5 separate regions of the Homo sapiens genome follow, and all the other regions are linked to region 1. Evidence: chromatin contacts called from ENCODE Hi-C or POLR2A ChIA-PET data. All regions are on one chromosome and are shown on one strand. Each heading gives the region's core, a stretch centred on a gene start or an enhancer-like site at or near the end of the contact. The rest is flanking DNA. Distances are from core to core; before and after follow the strand shown. Region 1 holds the start of CTNNBL1 (catenin beta like 1). Region 2 holds the start of NORAD (non-coding RNA activated by DNA damage). Region 3 holds the start of DHX35 (DEAH-box helicase 35). Region 4 overlaps DLGAP4 (DLG associated protein 4). Region 5 holds the start of TGIF2 (TGFB induced factor homeobox 2).

The links. A loop is a pair of places that touch in the nucleus more often than their neighbours do. ChIA-PET counts read pairs that join two places held with the same protein, here RNA polymerase II (POLR2A). Pooled maps may share reads with other maps.
Region 2: a pooled map shows a loop between it and region 1 (2.0-fold over the local background). The contact joins the promoter of NORAD here to the promoter of CTNNBL1 in region 1. A Hi-C loop is called at or near these places in 1 of 168 maps with a recorded cell type or tissue (CD4-positive, alpha-beta T cell), 1 of 37 single-sample maps with no recorded cell type and 5 of 50 pooled maps.
Region 3: a loop to region 1 is called in a map of B cell, with 9 times the contacts of the local background. The contact joins the promoter of DHX35 here to the promoter of CTNNBL1 in region 1. A Hi-C loop is called at or near these places in 1 of 168 maps with a recorded cell type or tissue (B cell) and 7 of 50 pooled maps. POLR2A ChIA-PET finds 5 or more read pairs at or near these places in 1 of 52 experiments (BJ).
Region 4: a loop to region 1 is called in a map of naive thymus-derived CD4-positive, alpha-beta T cell, with 7 times the contacts of the local background. The contact joins the enhancer-like site here to the promoter of CTNNBL1 in region 1. A Hi-C loop is called at or near these places in 1 of 168 maps with a recorded cell type or tissue (naive thymus-derived CD4-positive, alpha-beta T cell), 2 of 37 single-sample maps with no recorded cell type and 8 of 50 pooled maps.
Region 5: a pooled map shows a loop between it and region 1 (6-fold over the local background). The contact joins the promoter of TGIF2 here to the promoter of CTNNBL1 in region 1. A Hi-C loop is called at or near these places in 1 of 37 single-sample maps with no recorded cell type and 2 of 50 pooled maps. POLR2A ChIA-PET finds 5 or more read pairs at or near these places in 1 of 52 experiments (activated CD4-positive, alpha-beta T cell).

The regions. Positions count from the first base shown.
Region 1 is chr20:37,692,603-37,695,353 of GRCh38, reverse strand. CTNNBL1 (catenin beta like 1) reads right to left here and starts at 1,324. Exons shown (of 16, transcript NM_030877.5): 1 at 1,202-1,324. The coding sequence starts at 1,231. RefSeq lists an enhancer at 987-1,046.
Region 2 is chr20:36,049,639-36,052,389 of GRCh38, reverse strand. NORAD (non-coding RNA activated by DNA damage) reads left to right here and starts at 1,430. Exons shown (of 1, transcript NR_027451.1): 1 at 1,430-2,751. RefSeq lists a silencer at 1,485-1,694 and enhancers at 1,182-1,753, 1,234-2,433.
Region 3 is chr20:38,960,973-38,963,723 of GRCh38, reverse strand. It overlaps DHX35 (DEAH-box helicase 35), which reads right to left and starts at 1,380. Exons shown (of 22, transcript NM_021931.4): 1 at 1,317-1,380. The coding sequence starts at 1,356. RefSeq lists an enhancer at 1,046-1,355 and a silencer at 1,396-1,515.
Region 4 is chr20:36,463,770-36,466,520 of GRCh38, reverse strand. The region is part of intron 7 of DLGAP4 (DLG associated protein 4); the gene reads right to left. Among named protein-coding and RNA genes, the nearest start is that of MYL9, 76 kb to the left of the region's middle. RefSeq lists a silencer at 721-1,015 and enhancers at 906-1,085, 661-1,586, 1,587-2,513. Within about 2 kb of position 1,365, at least 25 of the 41 ENCODE cell types and tissues checked have a DNase peak (open chromatin) inside an H3K27ac peak, as active enhancers do.
Region 5 is chr20:36,572,245-36,574,995 of GRCh38, reverse strand. TGIF2 (TGFB induced factor homeobox 2) reads right to left here and starts at 1,399. Exons shown (of 3, transcript NM_021809.7): 1 at 1,251-1,399. It overlaps TGIF2-RAB5IF (TGIF2-RAB5IF readthrough), which reads right to left and starts at 481. Exons shown (of 5, transcript NM_001199535.2): 1 at 361-481. DLGAP4-AS1 (DLGAP4 antisense RNA 1) reads left to right here and starts at 1,721. Exons shown (of 5, transcript NR_109939.1): 1 at 1,721-2,084. RefSeq lists silencers at 1,043-1,212, 1,283-1,372, 1,403-1,722 and an enhancer at 2,223-2,282.

The sequences.
Region 1 (2,751 bases), core at 75-2,574:
GCATAGTGATGCCTGCCTGCAGTCCTAGCTACTTGGGAGGATACCTTAGACCTAGGAGTTTAAGGCTACTGTGAGCAATGATTGTGCCACTGCACTCCAGCATGGGCGACAGAGCAAGATCCTGTCTCTAAATAACAATAAAATAAAATTTTAAAAATTAATTAAGTATATTTTATTTCACCCATTATCCAAAATATGATCATTTAATCAATATGACCAATAACCAATGTAATTGATATAATCAGTACGATCATGTAATCAATATAAAAATTTCACTTTTTCCATACTAGTCTCCAACCCAAATGTGTCTTTATACTTACAGTATTTCTCAATTCAGACTAGTCACATTTCAAGCAATCAACAGCCTATGTGGCTAGTGGCTACGACATTCGGCAGTGCAGCTCTACTGCTCCTCGCAATGACCCTCCTATGGAATCAAAGTGGGGGAAAAACTTTGGGGTGGAAGTCAGTACGCCTGAGCTCAAATTCCAGCTCCTTGTTTCTGAGTGACTTTGGACAAGCCCTTTCTGCTCTCTAGGTCCCATACAGTTTCCCCACAAGTTTCCTAGGCAAGGGGGACCCTGAGCAAGATTCCTAGAAACTCATTCCATGCTAGAATTCCCAACATCTCCTGCAAATCGCAGTAAACACAAGCACAGCTTTCCACACTTTAAAACCAGCTTTCATACATATCAGTTGGTACAGTCCTCAAACAACCCTACTAAGGCAGTTATTAGTGTCTCCACTATATAGATACAAAAACTTGGTTCAAAGAGGGGGGGAATGACTTGTCCAAAAGCCACATAGCCAGTCAGTGGAGAAGCTGGAGATCAAATCCAAGTGAGACCAGTGCACTCCCACCGCCGCCACCACCATCACCTCAATGACTGGGGGGACATGAGAGCTGAGAGGACATGGTTGTGAAAAAAAGGATAGTCTGGGGTTTCAGAGGAGTTTCAGGGAACCAGGCCCCAGGGTGAGGAAGAGGAGGTGAAGGGCTCAGGTCTTGAGAAGGGATGAATCGAAAGGGCCCAGGAGGGCTTCGGAGAGCAAAGTAAAACGAGGGGCTGAGACCCCGGGTGGCATGAGAAGTTAGAGGGCCCGGGAGTGAGGCGAGAGGAGGTGAGATGAAAGGGCTCTGGCTCCTGCGACCCCTGCCCAGGTGAGAACGCGGTCGCTCGGCCCTCCCTGCCCCTCATACCTGGTAGCTCAGAAGTTCGCCCACGTCCATGGTACCCGGCCCAGCAAATACTCCACTTCCCTGCACTCACGCCCAGACCGCGGGCCCGTCAGCCGCGGCTCCAGCCACACTGCCGTAAAGTGCGGCGAGCGGAGCCGCAGAGCCAATAGGGCAAAAGTGCGAGCGACAAGCGAGCCGGCCACACCGCGGTAAAAGGACGCGCCGCCGTAAAGCGCGCTGCATTTGGAACAGGGTTGCTTCCGCCTGGAGCCTGAGGGGGCGGGGAAAGGGGGCGGAGACTTAGAGGAGGGGCGGGAGGGGAGAGCAGGGACCAGAAGAAACCAAACTTGATTGCGCGTCCCTAGTGTCCAGGGCGGAGTGCCGGGTGTTTCGTGTGCGCTCTCACGAGCTTCCAGTGATTTATCCTCATTTCACAGAAAAGGAAACTGACGCTCCCAACTGCACCATCCAATACTTTACTCACTAGCCACATATGGCTACCGAGCGCTTGAGATATGGCTACTCCGAAGTGAGATGTGCCATAAGTGTAAATAAAATACACACCAGATTTCTAAGACTTACATTGATTACAGGTTGAAATGATATTTTGGATATACTGGGTCAAATTCATATATTATAAAATGAATTTTACCTGTTTCTCTTTACTTCTTAAATGTGGTTAGTAGAAAGTTTTAAATTACACATGTGGCTCTCATTTGTGGTTCCCATTAATTTCTATCAGATAGTGCTGGCTCAAAAAGTGACTTGTTCCAAGGCTGTACAACTATTACTGGCTGAGAAACTATTGGTGATCACATGTCCCTCTCTAGGCTTGTGTCTGCTCATCTATGCGAAGTCTAACGGTCACTAGATGATCCCCTTGCTACCCAGGTGATATAAAAAGGTTTCTGGAGGAGAAAGTTGCCCATAATTGGAAGAGAATCATTCAGAGTGCATCTGATCTTAAACAAGATCAGAATGCACCTGGGACTTAAGGCTCCATCTTCAAAGGAAATTAAACCTCCTTCCATAAGCCCCTGTCCTTTATATTTATAATTATATTTATGTATTATATTATATTTATATGCCCTTCATATTTATAATTTTGGTCCCCATCCCATCTGCACTGGCTCCAATTATACAGAAATTATTCTTATTCCTCAGAATGACAAATCCTCTCCCCTTCTGCCTGGCCATCAGCACCATACCTCATCCAATTCTCTCATCTTTCGGGTCTCAAATGTCACTTTCTTACAAGGGCTTCTTCAACTCACCCTGGTCCAGGTAATCAACCTCTCTCCTCATTATTCTTTTTCCAAGTACCTGCTCCACTACGTATATATCTCATTCTGTAATTTTGTGCTTAATGGTTGACTATTTGTTTCTTGACAGCCTCATTTACTGGATTGCAAGCTCTATGCAAGCAGGACATGTGTGTGTCATGTTCACCACTGTATCCCCCAAGCCTAGTACAGTGCCTGGTAGAGGGAGAGGTTTCATAATGGGCCTTGTGTGCCATGGTAAAGAGATTAGATTTTGGCTAGGCGTGGCCGGGCGTGGTGGCTCACGCC
Region 2 (2,751 bases), core at 181-2,680, 1.6 Mb after region 1:
CATTAATTCTAAAAGCTGGAAGTGTCATTTCCAACCTTATCTTAATTGACACATCAGCAGCATTTGACACTGTTGATAAATTCCCCTTGAAACACTTTCCTCATTTACTTCCAGGACACCACACTCTCCTGGTTGTTCTCCTACCACCCTGGTCGCTTCTCAGTCTCCTTTGCTGGTTCCTTCTCATTCCCTGACCTGTAAACGTTACCCAGGGATCAGACCTCAGACCTTGTCCCTCTCTTGGTTCTCTCATGCAGCCTCAAGGTTTTAAAGACATCTATATGCTGACGACTCCCAAAGATTCATCTCCAGTTCAAACCTTTCCCTGAATGCCAGACTCATAAATCCATCTGTCTGCTTGACATTTCCACTTGAATGTCAAACAGACATCTCAAACTTAACATGCCTAAAACTCAGCTCCTGGTGTTCTCCCCAAAGCTTGCTCCTCCCATGGTTTCTTCCATCTCACTTAAGGCGGCTGCCTTTTCATTTGCTCAGGCCAAAAAGTGTGGAGTCATCTTTCAGTTCTCGCTCTCCCACTTCACATCTGGTCCGTCAGCAAATCTTATAGACTTGAGCTTATGTCAACCCCTGAATTCAACCACTTTTTGCCCCCTTTGCTGTCGTCGCCCTGGCATAAGTCCCTATCATAGCTCACCTGCTTGATTGCAACAGTCAGTTATCAGGTCTCCCTGCTTCTGCCCCTGCCTCCACTTCAGCTCTCCCGCACTGCAGTTCAACTCCCTCCCATGGTCCCATTTCTCTCCTCTCTTCCCCAGCCTCTTTGCTGTTCCTGGAACAGGCCTGGCCCACATGCTTCGGCTTTGTGGCCTGTGCATAAGCTGTTCCCCTACAGACATCTCCAAGCATGGCTCATCCCCTCGCCTCCTTCGGGTCTCTGCTCCAGAGTCACCTGGCCGTACTATAAAGCATTCCGCACCTGCACTTCATATTCCTCTTTCCTTTTTATGTTTCCAAAGCACTTTCGCTATCTACCCTTTTATGCATTTTAAGGATCTTGTTTATTGTTGTTTCCCTTACTAGAATGTAAATTTTAGGAGAGCAGAAATTTTCCTGTGTTTTTTTCTTTACTGCTGCACTCCCCCGTGCTTAGAGGCACATAGGTGCTCGGTAAACAGGTGGTAAATGAGTCAATAAATGAAATATTGGAGTCTTCTTATCCAGCACCGGAGGAGTAAGGAGATAGAGAAGCAACGTTTGCTCAGGGAATTCTGAGGCCAGTAGCAATTTCCGTTGCGAAGAGCAAGCGGGGTGGAGGGGGCCCTAACCCCACGTGACCACACCCCATTCCCCATTCCCCACCCCCACGCCGGAACATTGCAGACCCGGAACCACGGCTCGCGGGCCCCCAGCGCAAGGGCACTTCCGGTACCGCTCCTCTCTTGCCAGCGCAGAGAACTGCCAAGTCAGTTCCGGTCCGGCAGAGATCGCGGAGAGACGCAGAACGCAGCCCGCTCCTCCAGGGCCCTCCAGGCCCTCCGGCCCCGGGCCGGCGGGTGAACTGGGGGGCCCCGGGACAGGCCGAGCCCTCTGCCCTGCAGATAACGGAGGCCTCTGCTGTGGCTGCCCACTGGCTGTGCCCGCCCACTGGCTGTGCCCAGACCTTGAAGCCGCAGCGAACCTCTCTTTCCCACCCCACCTCGGTGACTAATGGCGGCCGTGGCGTCTCCCAGCCCGGACCCCGCCGGCACCCGGGTCTCCCGACCCAAGCCTCGACGAAACCCCCGCAGAGCCGCCGGGACGCAGCGCCTTTGGGCGGCGCTGGGCGTGGTGGGCCGGGAAGTATGGCGGCAGCTCGAACGCCGCGCGGCGGAGGCCATTAAGGCGTGGACGGCCCGGGAAGGCGGCCTAGGGACGCAAGCAGGCTCGGCCGCCTCTTTAGGCCACGGAGCCGCGCAGATCCGGTTCCCGGGTGACCACTCTGTCGCCATTGGGCGAGACCTACCTAGTCCTGACGACAACGGACAAAGGCCTTAAGGGGCCTGGAAGGTGAGCGAAGTCCCGAACGACGACGGGTGGAACGGTTAGCGGCCATCGGGCGGTTGGTCTTCATTCTACCAGACTTTGCTGTCGGAAGAGAGAAATGGTAGAATGACAGGCCACGTTTGGCCCGTTGGAAATGCCCACCACCCTCTGGGAAGATTTACTGGCCGTTTATGGAAGGCCTGTGTATATAATATGAAAAAGCTGCTCTCAACTCCACCCCAACCTTTTAATAGAAAACATTTGTCACATCTAGCCCTTCTAGATGGAAAGAGGTTGCCGACGTATGATAAAATAGAGTTAGAAAGTTACACATCTTGTAAATTCTCATTTGTTTAAAAGAAATCATAGAAAATACATGTCTTCTGGAGATGACTTTTGGAAATGGAGTTGTTAAGACGGCCTCTGGAAGCGATACGTCCACGTTTGTTAAGTGGGTTAGATGACATGGAGCTGGAAGACCTGAGAAGGAAGAGAAGAAGGTTCTATGCTAGACTGGTCATATTTAGAAGACATTTTCATATTCTATCCATTGTTTTGTGTGCATTTTATTCCTCACTACTGTGTATATAGTTGACAATGCTAAGCTTTTTTGAAATGTCTCTTCTTTTTAGATGTTCTGAAGTGCCTGATATGTTAAAATTAGAGGTAGCAAAATCACATTTTGTAAATACCTTTTTGTTACAATTCATAGGAAATATTTTTGGGGGGGAATGGCCAAATCACCTGTTGAGTAATACTCATTGT
Region 3 (2,751 bases), core at 131-2,630, 1.3 Mb before region 1:
GGATGAACTAAATAATGAAATAGAACTCTTAAGAGTAATTCCACGTTCTTTAACCAAAATAGTACCCTGGTCTGATTTCAAACAATTAATTCAGCTCTTTATTATACCTAACACTTTCACCTGTTACTAAAAGCGTGAATAAATTAAAAGTATTCATTACTTAGTAAGTTCCTAGTTTTGGATGCAAATAAAACTCAGGATGGATAATTGGCTGATGACTTGAAATGCTGAACCATAAAACTGTCAAGTGACAGACTACAAATTTTTAAAAAGCATTAAACATATCTCTTGCTTGGGTTTATCTCTCACATCACTTATATGCATGGTCAGAATTTCAGAGAACCACTGAAAAATTAAAAGCTTTGCTTATATTACATTCTTGGTGTCATTTCATTTTTGCTGCAATATACTTTGCACATCCAGACCTGCAGGGGTGCAGGTGGTAGAAAAAAATCAAGCTGGTAGCTGTAATTTAAAAACTTTTGTTTTTTACAAGAAACTGTTTGCAGAGAGGAAGTAATGCATCTAGTACGGTCTGGCATATGCACATTCAGTAAAAACCTGATTAATGAGTAAATATCAAGACAAAACAAGTAAAGCATTTTGTGATTGTGATTCGTGTTAGTCTGTAAGAGAGGAAGTGGCTGGCAGCCAATATGAAGGACTGTTCCCTTTTCTAGTAGACATTCGGAGTGGACAACAATTATCCTAAAAGAAAATAACACACTTTCCCTTTTTTTGAGCATTTATTCTAAGTCTGACAACGCGTTCTGCTTGTCATTTAAGCCCACAGCATAGAAGCTATTGTTCTGCCCACTTTACAGGTAAAGAAGTCATGGCTCAGAGGCATTAAGTGACTCGCCCAAGGTCACCCTACTACAAGGCAGAGACGAAAATTCGAACCCGGACAGTCTGACTCCATAACTTGGGCTTGCAAGCCTCCAGCAGCGAGCAGCATTGTCTGTCGGGCCACAGCGCAACCCCAGGGCGCTAACGAGACACGAGAGGGAGCTTTAGGATTCCCCATCTCGCGGGGTGGGCAGGACAAGCATCAGTAACGAGGAAGACGAGGCCTGAGGAGGCTGGACCACTTTAACAAGGTCACAAAGAGTTTCTGCTCACGCTAGGGGAGCACCCCCAAATCCCTCGGGACCACTGGGGAGCCTGAGCCAGAGCTCCCCCCGCACAGAGGCGGCAGCGCCCAGCTCGCCGAGGTCAGGCCTGCGAGCAGGTCTGCTGGCCCCAGGGCGCCGGCCGCGGCGCCAAGACCGAAGTCAGGCCGCCGCATCTGCCCAGCGTTCCACCAAGGGCCTTACCGGGTCGCCAGAACTTCACCGGTCCCACGGGCGCAGCCATGTTGGGGTAAAAGGTCACGAGGCTAGCTCCACCCCACCGTCGCGCGCTAGGCCCCCAGGGCCCGGAGGGCGTGGCCCCCGAAGAGCCGCTGCCCAGACGGATCGCGCCGTGTGACGGCCACGCCCCCACAGCTACCGCCCCCGTCTGAGCCACGTGACCCACTTCCAGGCTCCGGCGAGCGCACCGGCCCCGCCCCCGAGCCCACGTGACCCTGCTCAGCCATTTTGGAGAAAAGGGCGCGCTCCTCCGCCTACCTCTTGAGCGTGGAGGGTAGATGCTTCAGGTGACCTTTTACGAGCGTGGCGTGTCCTGGATGGCGGCCGCACACTTAGGAAGAACGGGCTTTGGGAGAGGACCGCTGGCCCGAGAGTGGAACCTTGCACGCACTGGGCGTTGAAGCAGTGCTTTCTGGATTAAATACGAAATACTGATGTCACAAGCTACCTCAACTTGTCGACTTCTGTTTTATTCTCAATTTCAAATTGAAGGGTAATAATAGGAACTACCTCGTGGGTTGTATTTGTCAGTAAATATTGCGCGCCTGCTGTGGGCCCAGGTAGTGCGGCACAGTGCCCCAAATAAAACAATGCGAAATGATATGGAAGTCTTCAGGGACCTTGAGGGCAAAACGGAAAAACGGACTGGGGGTGGGGTGGAGCGAATGGGTTGGCAGAAGAGACTGAAAATGGGTAGATCAATTAAGGTAGTCCACCAACTCAGTGCTTCCTCCAATTTGATACCCTTGAGTCAAATGCTTGTTAAAAACACAGATTCTAGGCCTTGATCCAATTCTGAATCGATGTCCTGGAGCATGGCTTGGGAACCTGCATTTTGAGAAGCTCCTGAATTCTTCAGATTAACAAATTTGGGAAAGATTACACTAATCCATCAGACGAAAGGTGAGGTCAAAGAAAAAGAAATTACAGTAATCCAAAGGAGCGCTAAGAAGGGGTGATGAGCTCAAGTGGAGGAAATAACTTTCTAGGTAGGCAACTAATTGGAAGGAAGTGAGAGGCTTCAGAATCTATGCATTTTTAAAGCTGTGAAGAAAATTCTGAATTCTTTGAAAGAAGTGGCATCATTATGGCAAGAGCAGGGGCTTTTGTGGACAACCAGTCCAGACTTGGAATCGTAACTTTGCCATTTCCTAGCTCCTAGCTGTCATTTAATTTTAGTTGTAAAATGAGGTTTAAAGAGGTATTACATGAGATAACATGTAAAGTACCTAACAGTGCAAAACATAGCAGGCACTGAATCAATGTTAGCTCTCATTACCTCAACTCAGAGCAAATCCACCAGGGGGAAAAAAATCTGAATTTACCTGCATAGGTTCATGTAAGAATCTTCTTTGATTTATTTTTATAGTAATTAATGTAGGGACTCAATATCTGTTAG
Region 4 (2,751 bases), core at 116-2,615, 1.2 Mb after region 1:
CATTACATTCCTGTAAGGACTAGACTTCATTCCTGCTCAGGTGTTCAATTCCACAGCCTGCACCCTGGCCCAGTCTGACTTGACAGTGCCTGCTGCCAGGACCAAGTAGGGGAAAGGTGACTTGCTTCTGAAAACCACCAATCCCCACACAAAACAAAGCTGATGATGGTGATGACTGCCATTTATTGAGGGGCTGTTACTACACGAGTTCTCATTTCCATCCCAATCTGATAGGGAGGAAAACGGAGGTACAGAAAGCTGACTAATCCAAGGTCACACAGCAACAAGCTAGGCTGTCATGCAAACCAGGGTCCTCTCAGTTCAGCTTTTCCCAGGTTGCAGCCGACAGGCTCTCAGCACCAGCATCCTCTAGAGAGCTGGTTTAAAAACCTAGGGGCATGTGATTCCTGCCCCAAGACCTGCCAAATGAGAGTGTCTAGGGATGGAGCTTTATAAAGACAAGAAACCCAAATTTTATATATGAGAAAACTGAGGCACAGAAAGGTGGCGTGACCTGCCAAGGTCATGCCGTAAGCATCCTCAGGAGTCCTGCTGGGACTCCAGAGCCAGCAAGGACAAACTTCCTGGGGGAGGTGGCATTTGACAGTGTGGGCCTCTAGGGGAAGAGAGGGCACTATAGGGGAAGAGGACAGCATTAATAAAGGCTGAAGCGGGAAAGGACAGGCAACAACTTCTCAAAGTGGCTAGGGGAAGGAAGAAATACATACAGAACCACGATGACAGCCTTCCCGCAAGAGCCCATCTGAGCTTCTGGGAAGAAAGCCTGTGTGGCATTTACAATCTGCAGGTCTCCAGCAGTGGCCCTCTGGGTGTGTCTGGTTGCTGCTCAGGATGAGAAAGCCACGGGAGGTGGTGACTCAGTCCCCACCCAGCCTCCAGATAGCCTCCTTTTAAATTCAAGATGAGCTCAGAGACTGGGGAAATGTCAAGAAAACCCTCCTCCCAGAACAGATGGGAACAGACCCAGGGAAGGCGGCCTGAGGGGTAGGCTATCAGGCAGAAGCCATAAACCTGGAGAAACGCTGCGGGCTGTGGAGAAGAGGCCTGGGCTACAAGTTTGCCTGTCACTGCTGTGGCTGTGGGCCCCTGAGCAGGTCCTTGTCTCTCTCTGGGCCCCCTATTTTTCATTCACCTGTGAAACAGGGAGAACTCCACTGGCTTCCGACTTCCAGGCCTGTTGGTGGAGAACAATGGTCGGGAAAGAGCCTGGCTGATTACACAATGCCTCACACAGCCTGGGAGAGATGAGAAGATCACTCCTATTACTATTAGAATAGCCACAGGTGCTTTCCTAGTTATCTAAACCCCAACCACAGGGCATGCGGGGGTGGGGGGGATGGGGGGGGAACTGGGCTGTCTAGTTCCTACAAAGAGAAAAGTCACCCAGATGTTTTTGGGAAGGGAAAGTTCACATTTATTAAGTGCCTACTGTGCACCAGATTTAAAAAAAAATACATAATCTCATTTAATCCTCATCATAATCCTGTAGTACAGATCTTGAGTCCAGATAAGAAAACTGAAGCTCAAAGAAATAATTTGCCCAAGATTACAAACGCAGTGAATGATGGAGACTGATTAAAACCAGGCGTTTGTGGTTCTGAAACCCAGAGTTTCTACTCTCTGGAACAGTTTCTTCTTTTTTTTTTTTTGAGACAGAGTTTTGCTTTTGTCACCCATGCTGGAGTGCAATGGTGCAATCTCAGCTCACTGCAACCTCCGCTTCCCAGGTTCAAATGATTCTCCTGCGTCAGCCTCCCAAGTAGCTGGGATTACAGGCGTGTGCCACCACACCCAGCTAATTTTTGTATTTTCAGTAGAGACGGGGTTTCACCATGTTGGCCAGGCTGATGTCGAACCCCTGACCTCCAGTGATCTGCCCGCCTCGGCCTCCCAAAGTGTTGGGATTACAGGCGTGAGCCAGCGCGCCCGGTCGACAGGGTCTCATTTTGTTACCCAGGCTGGAGTGCAGTGGCATGATCTCAGCTCACTGCAGTCTCGACCTCCTGACCTTCTGGATTCAAGCTGTCCTCCTGCCTCAGCCTCCTCCAAGTAGCTGGGAATACAAGCGCATGCCACCACACCCAGCTAATTTTTGTATTTTTTGGAGCAACAGGGTTTTGTCTTGTTGCCCAAGCTGGTCTTGAACTCCTGAGCTCAAGCGACCTGCCTGCCTTGGCCTCCCAAAGTGCTAGGATTACAGGAGTGAGCCGCTGCTCACACAATTCTTGAGGGATTCCATGATTTCAGAATCAGTCTTAGGATAAGGAATGTTATTCCCATTTTATGGATTAGGAAGCTGAAGCCCAAAGGAAAGTGACATCCCTAAAAGTGGGTGAGATGTGGGAACTGGGATCCTGCACCCCTCACTTCCAGGCCAGGCACCAAGCCCTTCTTCTTTTCCACTGCAAGTAGCTGAAGTAAAGCACCAAGCACAGCGTACACAGTAAAAAGGTCAAAGGATGTTAGAGATTGTCATTATACACCAGGGGCAGGTGATAACAGCATGACAGTGACTTCTTCAAAGGCAGTGCCATGGAACAGGACCCAGAAGTCCTGGCTCAAACCTCTGTGGGTCCCTGGCCCTTCTGGGCCTCATCTCTTCATCTGTAAGACAAGGCGCTTGAACAGCTGATCTCATTCCCTGCACCAAAGTTCTAGGACATCCTAAGCTCCTTGACAGCAAACCCCAGCTCTCTGCAGAACCTCTCTCGGCTGAGGTCTTTGTTCCCC
Region 5 (2,751 bases), core at 150-2,649, 1.1 Mb after region 1:
CTCAGTGACCTGTGGCAGCAACCCCTCGACACAACATCCCGTACACCCTCCTACAGACTCCCACGACGCCACCTGCAGCCACTCCCGCACGAACTTTCTGACAACTCCCCTAGCTGGTCCCGACACTCCCCCGGGCCGCGCACTCACGCCCGCATTCCCAGCAGTTCAGACAAAGCGCGCAACCTCCCCCGCGGCCCAGACCGAGTCGGAGCACATGGCTCCTGGGTCGGCGAGGAATCGTCCGGCGCTCGGGGCGCTTGCACCCCACAGTCCCCACACCCCGGGCCGACTCCGCGCACCAGCTCCCGCGCGGGCCCGCCATCCCGGTGGGACGGGGGCTCTGGAAGAAAGAAAACTCACGTGTCTGTCCCGGGGCAGGAAAAAGTTTGGTTCCCACCCCTACTCCGGCAGTTCGGGGCTGGCCGACTCTTCGGGGCGCGGGGACGGCGGAGCGTGCGCGCTCGGCTTTGTGCTCCGAACTGGGCCCGGAGGGGGAGGGGAGGGGAAGGGAGGGGAGGGGGCTGGGCTCCCACCTCCGCGCCGCCCCCCCCCCCCCAGCCCTGCGCCCAGACTCCATGTTGGCCGCCCCCTGCCCCGGAGACTACGCGCTTCTCCCGCGGGAGGCTTGGATCACCTTCGGCCTGCCCGAGGGTCCCGGCGCGAACAAACTTTCTCCGGGGCGCCGGCCCCACGCGCCCCGCTTCCTTGGCCAGCCTGGGAGTGACAGATGCCTCGGAGACAGACTTTCCTTTGTTCCAAAGGAAAGGGGAACTCGCGCGGGCTCCCCAGGGCCCCCCCGCTCCGGGCCCTTCCCGCGGCCCCCACCCCCAGCTGTCACTCTCGGCCGCCCCCTGTCCGGCTCGGCGGCGGGGGGGCCCTGCTGGCGGTTAGCAACGTGCACTTTTGAAACCAAACAAATCCGTCCCCCCGCGCGCTCACTCAGGTCCGGTGCAGGATCGGCCCTCTCCTGGGGTGGGATCCTATGAAGCTGGGCCCCCCACCAGGGCCCCAAGCGGGCTTCCTCCCGGGGGCTGGAACAGTCCCCCACCGGCCCCCGGAGCGCAGCGCCGTCGGGACTCACAAACACCCCCCGGGGGCCGTCGGGACTCACAAACACCCCCGAGCTCACACACCCCCTACCGCACGCGCCAGGACGACGCCCCCTCCCCGTCCGGCCGAGAAAAAGAAACTTTCCAAGTTGTCCGCGCGCCCCCACCCCCATCTGGCCCTCTGCTGCTCCCTGCACTGACTTTTCCCAGCGGCTTTCGGGTCCACGCGGCCTCCGGCTCGGCGCGGGGCGTCCCGGCGGGGAGCGGGGGGCGCCGGGGGCGCGCGCCGCGTACCTGCCCGGCCTGACACTCGGCCTGACAGCTCGCGGCTGGAAAGCACCTCGCGGCCTGACGTCAGATCCCCTCTCCTCCCCCCGCGCCCTCTGCGCCCTCCCCCACCCGCCCGGAGGGAGAAAACAAACTTTGTGCGGAGCGCGACGAGCTGCGCCCACCCCCCGCGGGGCGGGCCGTCGGCGCCGAGGGGCTTCGCCCCGCCCAGCGCGCCCGGAGGGGGCGGGGCCGCGGGCACCTTCTTCCTGCGCCCACCCCGCCCTCAGGAATGCTGCATGGCCTACCCATAGCGGCGGTGGGAGCCTCCGCCGGGGAGAGCCCGCTCGGGGGCAGGAAGTGGCCCGGCCCTCCTCGTGGAGGGCGTTTCCGGAGCGCCTACTGTGCTCCTTGCCGGGGTGGGGGTCGTTACCGAGTGGGAACTTCTGCAAATCCTGACTTTTGTCACTTCGCGCCCCGCACAAGATGTCCTGCCGGCGGTGCGATTGGTCCCGTTGCTTCGAGGGGAAACTGAGGCCACTTAGTCCGGGCACTTACCCGCAGCTAGTTAAGGACTAGGCTCTGATGGAGACGCTTGTTACGACCTCAATGGCCTGTAGAATCTGGGAGGCCGCCTCCGACCTAAGCCCAAAAAGCACATGATCGGGCTCACAGGGGGCGGCCAGAGGTGAAAACAGCCAACGCTTTACAACGACGCTGTGCGGGGCACTTCGTGTGTGTCATCCCGTCTCATCCTCGGGTGATAGGGTATGTGTTGTCCTATGTAAGTCTCTGGCTTACTCATGAGCCGCAGAGAGGTTCTTGATTTGCTTTTGTCACACAGTCAACCGGTATCATTCAGCCCAGGTCGGTCGATAGTGAAGCCTGATCCCTTACCCCTTGTGCCCGGCCTTAAACGATCAGTCCAGGAGCTCCCGGAGTTCCTGTCTGGTTTCTTTTTCCTCTTCTGCCAGTTACACCCTACTCCAGAAGGTTTTCCTTGGCCTCCCCCACCCCAGTCAGTACATTCTTCCCTGCTCTCTGCTGTGGGTACCACATACTGTGATATTTCTGTTAACCAGCCTCTTAGGGCATCCCCCCACGCCCCCCAGCCCTGTACCCGGACACGGCTAGGTCCAGATATCTAGGGCCCTTGAGCTTGGAAATCGCTTTGAAAACAGCTTTTGGACTTAATTACCCTTTAGCAATGGAGAACTCTAGGAACAAAACTCTTAATTTTTTCCAAACAAGCCTTAAGCCAATCAGAATGCTGATTAAAGATTGTTAAGGTTTCACCTGGACACCCCATAGAAGCCAGACTTCCTGCAAATGTTAAAAACCTCCTCACGGCAGCGGGTGAAATGTCAGTGGCACTGCCTGTTGCTCTCCATTTCACAGACAGGGAAAATAAGGCCCAGAGTGTGGGTCAGAAACA